Regions from separate parts of the Homo sapiens genome. Here region 2 is linked to region 1. The links are chromatin loops, found by intact Hi-C in ENCODE. Cell type or tissue: heart right ventricle. All regions are shown on one strand. Each heading gives the region's core, and the rest is flanking DNA. Links, peaks and the distances in the headings are about the cores only.

Region 1 (2,813 bases), core at 21-2,520:
TCAGATGTGAGAAATATATTGTGATAAAACAAGTTGTCCAATGCCCTTTCCACATGGAGGAAAGTCTGATACCTGCCAGGCACTACACAGATGCTGCTGTTACTGCTTCTGGAATACACACAATGGCCACTCAACATGGGCTTCAACCAGCAAGAGGCCTGCAGTGGGAAGGAAATGCAAGGCAGATTTCTGTAAGAGAGTAGAAAGCTCTGTTTCCTATTGTCCCTGTGTGGTGTGGTTTGTGGAGCCCTGGAAGACTTGCCTAGACCATATATCTGCTCATCAATTTCTTGAGTTCCTTGATGGTTAAAGTTTTGAAGACATCTGTGAAAAAGTACAGATGCTATTGGGGTGAGATGATTCATTAAGCTGGTGTCTTGTGGTTACTCTAAGCACGGATTCATTGATACCAGGCAAGATCTGAGGAATAGGATACAGAAACAGGCAAGATTTAAAGAAGGTAATTCAAAAGGGTACAGAGCATAGGGTAGGGCAGGGAAGGTAAGGGGTAGGAAGAGGCTATTTATGTCCTTTGGGCGAAAGGTTCTGCACGGGGACAGAAACCATCAAAAGAGTAGGAAAACAAATTTTCCCACTTCACAACTTTGCATAGGGCAACTTTCCATATTGACAGACTGGGAACACGTTTTGTCATCCTTTGGTCAGTAGTACAACAAATGGATTCTATCTCAAGGAAAGTAGGAACATTCAGAGGTGACAAGAGCTTAACATTAGGTGGGCCTTGGGCCGTGAACATCAGGGAAGTCTTAATGTAATTTAATAGTGACACCTGGCATCATGACCACTTTCCTATTTGTGGTTTACAGGTTATATGATGCCCTATTTTATTCTTTTTCACCTGTTTCCAAGTACTACACATTTAGTGACTTAAACCAGCACACATTTAGTATCTCACAGTTTCTGTGCATCAGGAGTTTGGGCATGGCTTAGGCGAGTCCTCTGCTTCAGGGTCTCACAAAGCTGCAGAAAAGGGGTTCAACCAGCCTGCGTTCTCATCTGGAGGTCAACTGGGGACTCCACATCCAAGCTCATCAAGTTGATGGCAGAACATTTTCTTGTGGCTGTATGACCTCAGGTCCTAGAATTTCCCTACAGTTCCTGGAGATCACCTGTAGTTCCTTCAACAAGCCAACTGCTTGCTTTAACAAGCCAGCAAGGAGAATCTCGTGCTCCAGTCTGCTAAGATGGAGTCTTATATAAATAGCCTAAATTAATCCTGGGAGTGGCACTACCACCTTTCTCAGAGTCTATTGCCTAGAAGCAAGTCACAGGTGGGAGTGTGCCCCACCCACACATAAGTGAAGAGGATTATACATGGTGTGAACACCAGGGGGCAGGAATTAGGGAGCCATCATAAGGTCTGTCCACCTTCAGAATTGTGCCTGGGGTGGCTCCTCCTAACGTTCTCCTCTTAATTGCCTTCTTATCCTCCACCCCTAGGGAAAGATCTTCAGACCAAAAAGGCAATGTTATTACCGAGTCTATGATTCTGCCTGACACATAAGCTTGAATTAATCATCTTATAACATGAAGGCATTTATATTAGAAGCTCCCATCACCTTAGTGTTTTTCCCTTCAATACCTGGGACTAATACTTGGAGCTGGAATCTGCATCTCATTCGGAATCCAGGCTTGCTCTCTTGCCTCTTGTTCCTTCTATCCCAAAGCATCTGTATTTATAGCAGCTCCTCTCTCAGAAAAACAATTTCACCACAGTATCTGGCTTCTTGTTTTCCTTTCTTGACTGAGTGCATGACGAACTGGCCCATCCCAGGAGGCTGTTTTTTACTTGCGGTCTTTGAATTATTACATTACTGGCCAACGCTGCCTACTCCATCTCCTTGCACTCTTCATTTCTCCATTAATACTTTTTTCTCGCGAGTCCTTGGTTTTGTCTTTCTGCAGCTCATCTCCCTTCAGGGAAATTACCCTCTGTAATTTAGCATAGTCTGCACCATACCCTACCTCTGAGGAATGCTTTTCACATAGTCAATTGAAAAGGTAGCAGGCTTAGAAAAACACCACCAATGGCAACTTAAGCCCCAAACAGCTGCTGGTGAGCCTAATGAATACTGTGCTCGCTGGGATTATATAGCATGTCTGCATTTCTCACATACTGAGCAGGAATCTAATCTTTCTTACTCCTGCTTTTTTTTCTCTCTCATGCATTTGTTTAACTCTCTTCTTTCCACTTTATCATAGTCTTTAGTTTTGGCCAAATGTTTTAGATCCCATAGATCAGAATTTTCCAGTCTCTACCATGAAGCAAGGACTCTGATCCGTTACCTGGTGGCATCTCCCACGTAAGACCGATCCTTTAAGCTGCAAAGGGACCAACTAGAAAACTATTTCTCCTTCCTCTTGTAAAGGAATTTGTCATGGCTTAAAATAATTCAACCACCTTCCAGAAGCTTCTTTCTCCCAGCATGTTTAGCAGCAGGAAGAGTCAAATGTTCCACAGTGCCTATGGCTCACTCCCTATATACACAAACAGGTTTGCTGAAATTAAGGTTTTAAAAAACATTCCAGTTAAGATCAGAAAATCACAAGCGTTTTCAGCTTGATGTTCTCACTTTTCAACCAACTATTTTTACAGTCTATTAGCTCAGCCTAAGCCATTACTATCATGTGTATATATATATATATATATTTGGAAACGGAGTCTCGCTCTGTCACCCAGGCGGGAGTGCAGTGGTATGATCTCAGCTCACTGCAACCTCCGCCTCCTGGGTTCAAGCAATTCATGTGCCTCAACCTCCTGAGTAGCTGGGACTACAGGTGCACACCGCCAC
Region 2 (2,813 bases), core at 244-2,743, 50 kb before region 1:
TTTCCTCTTCACATTGGAGGGCTCCAGGACTCAGTCCTTTGTCTTCTTTTCTTCCCGAACTACCCTCTCTCCCTCGGTGATTTCATTTGCTCTCATGCCTTTAAACACCATCCACATGCCAACAACTCCCACATTTATTTCTCCATCCCAAATCCAGGCTAGCATGTCTAACTGCGTAACCGACATTGCCACTTTGATGTTTAATAGATATATGAAGTTCTGTATGTCCAAAAGAAGCTCTGAGTTTTTCCTCACAAGCCTACTTTGCCCATCACTTTCTCCATTTCAGTTGATGGCCACTCTACTTTACTAGCTGCACAGGCCAAAAGCCCTAGAGCCATCCTTGACACCTCTCTTTCTCTAATTAACACATAAGTCATTGGCTCAACTGTAACCTAATCCAAAATATGCTACTTCTTATCAACTCCACCACTAGCATCACTTCCCAGGTCACCATTCTCCCTCCCAGTTTGTCACAACACTTCCTAACCTGTGTCCCTGCCTCTGTCCCTACCCCCTATAGTCTATGCTCAACACAATTGCCAGAGGAATCACTTTACATGTAAAGCGAATCATATGACAACCCACTTTTCCTCCAAATTTTAATGGCATCCTTTAATACTTGGGATAAAAGTCAAAGTCTTTACAATGGTGAGTAAATTGATTGCATAAACAGCTGCAATTATCCACCCCTTCCTGTATCTGCCTCCCTTGCAAAGCCACTGTATAGCCCCTCCCAGCAAAAGGTGGAGTCTATTCCTCACCCCTTGAATCTGGGCAGGCCCTGTGATTTTCTTTGACCTGCAGAATGCAGCATAAATGACAATGTGCCACCTCTGGGCATCTTGGAACCCTGCCGTCCCCATGTAAACAAGCCTGGGCCAGCCTTCAGGATGATGAGAGACATGTGGTCTAGTCACATGTCCTAGCTGGCAGCCAGTCAACAGTCAGATATGGGAATGAGACCACCCCGGACTAGCCAGCTTTGAGCCAAGCCAACACCTGATCCTCAATGTGCAAGACCAGCTGAGGTAAGCTGAGCCTTGTCAAGATCATCAGAGTTCAGCTGAACCATAGATAGTCTTATGAGCAGTAGAAGATGCTTATTGATTTAAGCCGCTTGATTTTTTTTTAAATACAGAATTATTGTGGCAAGAAATAATGGATATAAATGGCCTATAAGGCCTTATGTGATCCACAACTCCCCTTACAACTCTGACTTTATCTGCTACATTCCGGAAGGCTTGGTCACCACGCTGGAGCCACAGCGGCCTCTTGCTCTTCCTGGACTACACCAAGCACGCTCCAGCCTCTGGGCCATTGCATTTGATGTTTCCTCTGCCTGGAATACTTTGCTCCACATACCCCCATGGCTTCTGGCCTTACTTCCTTGGAGACCTGCTTAAATGACATGCCAGCAAGAGTGATATTTGTAGTATCTTTTAAACATTTTGGCATGAGAACTGACCAATCACAACAGCCAAGGGTACAGGGCAGGATCAGGGACCTGGCTGTCCCCTCCTGAGCCAGGAATTTATCTTTTCATGGCTGAGCTGGGGGAAGTATTCCAAAACAGGAGCCAGGACAGCCAACGTGGTGGACAGGGCAGCAGTAGAGTGGCTTCAGGCCATGCTTGTCTAACAATCGGTAAGGATATATTTTAATATTTCAACAGTAAGTGTGGTGATCAGCTCTGATGATCAGGGTGGTGTCTCCACCACTCTGGCCTCATCCCCCTTATCCCAGAGTACTCTCTAGGTCCCTTATTCTACTTAATATTTCTCTAAAGCACTTTTTATTGCCATCCAACATATAATATATTTTTCTATTTATTTTCTCATTACTTTTCTATACTTCTCCTCTTTCTAGAAGACTGCTATCCAAAGAAAGTGTCTGTAATGATGGAAATATTCTATTTCTGAGCTGCCCAATAGGGTAGCCATGGCCACATGTGACTACTGAGCACCTAGGATGTGGCTCTGAGAAAACTGTGCTTTTAATTTTATTTGATTTTAATTACTTGAAATTTAAATAGCTACATTAGCTAGTAGCTTCCATACTGGACAGCACAACTCTAGATTGTTAAGTCTCATACAGTAAGAACTTTAAAAAATTTTTATTCACTACTATATCCCCAGTGCCTGGAACAGATGCTGGCATTTAGAAGTTCTTAAATACTTAATTGCTGAAAGAATGAATGAAAATGGTGGGTGGGAGGGCAGTAGATTGCAAGAGGAGGTGTCCATGCCAAATGCTTTGGTGCCCTTTCAAGGCTGTGACTGTAATGGAGAGTGGTTTGGGGGACATCGAAGGTGGCCTTCTCACCTGCTCCCCACGCCAGCTTCCCAATTTGGTGGGATATAATGAGTAGGGGAAGATGCCATATCTGGATCAGGATGTATGATTTCTCATGCTCACCCCAACCAGTCGACAAATGGGCTAGGCAGAAGAGAATATTTTCTCTGGCCTGTCCTTGTGGAATACCAGTGGCGGGGGGGGGGGGAAGAGGAACTCTGTGATACTGAGGCTCTCTAAGCTCCAGTCCTTACGGATGCCTGTGACGGAGCTCATGCTGCAGAATGACTCCCCTACAACCACAGAAAGAGCCCACTCTTCAAACTGTTCTTTCCACTGTCCTTATGAGGACAGGAGGCTCAGCAGAGACCCACCTCCACACGTGTCTCAGGCAGTGCTCACCGACTCTGGTGACACAGGGAACCAGACCCAGGCACACCAACAGCAACAGATTCCCTGTCATTGGTGTCTGCATATCCAACTGCTGAACAATATTAGATAATATCATGTCCTTACAA

What was found. Peaks named below come from ENCODE experiments on the same cell type or tissue, not always from the same donor. Only the 100,000 strongest peaks of a DNase experiment are listed, where the experiment ranks them.
Region 2: it touches region 1 in a loop (2.1-fold over the local background); 3 of 110 quality-filtered maps call a loop at or near these places.

The regions. Positions count from the first base shown.
Region 1 is chr11:95,506,636-95,509,448 of GRCh38, forward strand. No RefSeq gene overlaps it. Among named protein-coding and RNA genes, the nearest start is that of SESN3, 280 kb to the left of the region's middle. In heart right ventricle, for the core only: a CTCF peak has its summit at 1,386 (motif pointing right); no DNase peak of the experiment used is centred there; H3K27ac peaks cover 563 bases.
Region 2 is chr11:95,455,986-95,458,798 of GRCh38, forward strand. No RefSeq gene overlaps it. Among named protein-coding and RNA genes, the nearest start is that of SESN3, 230 kb to the left of the region's middle. In heart right ventricle, for the core only: no CTCF peak of the experiment used is centred there; no DNase peak of the experiment used is centred there.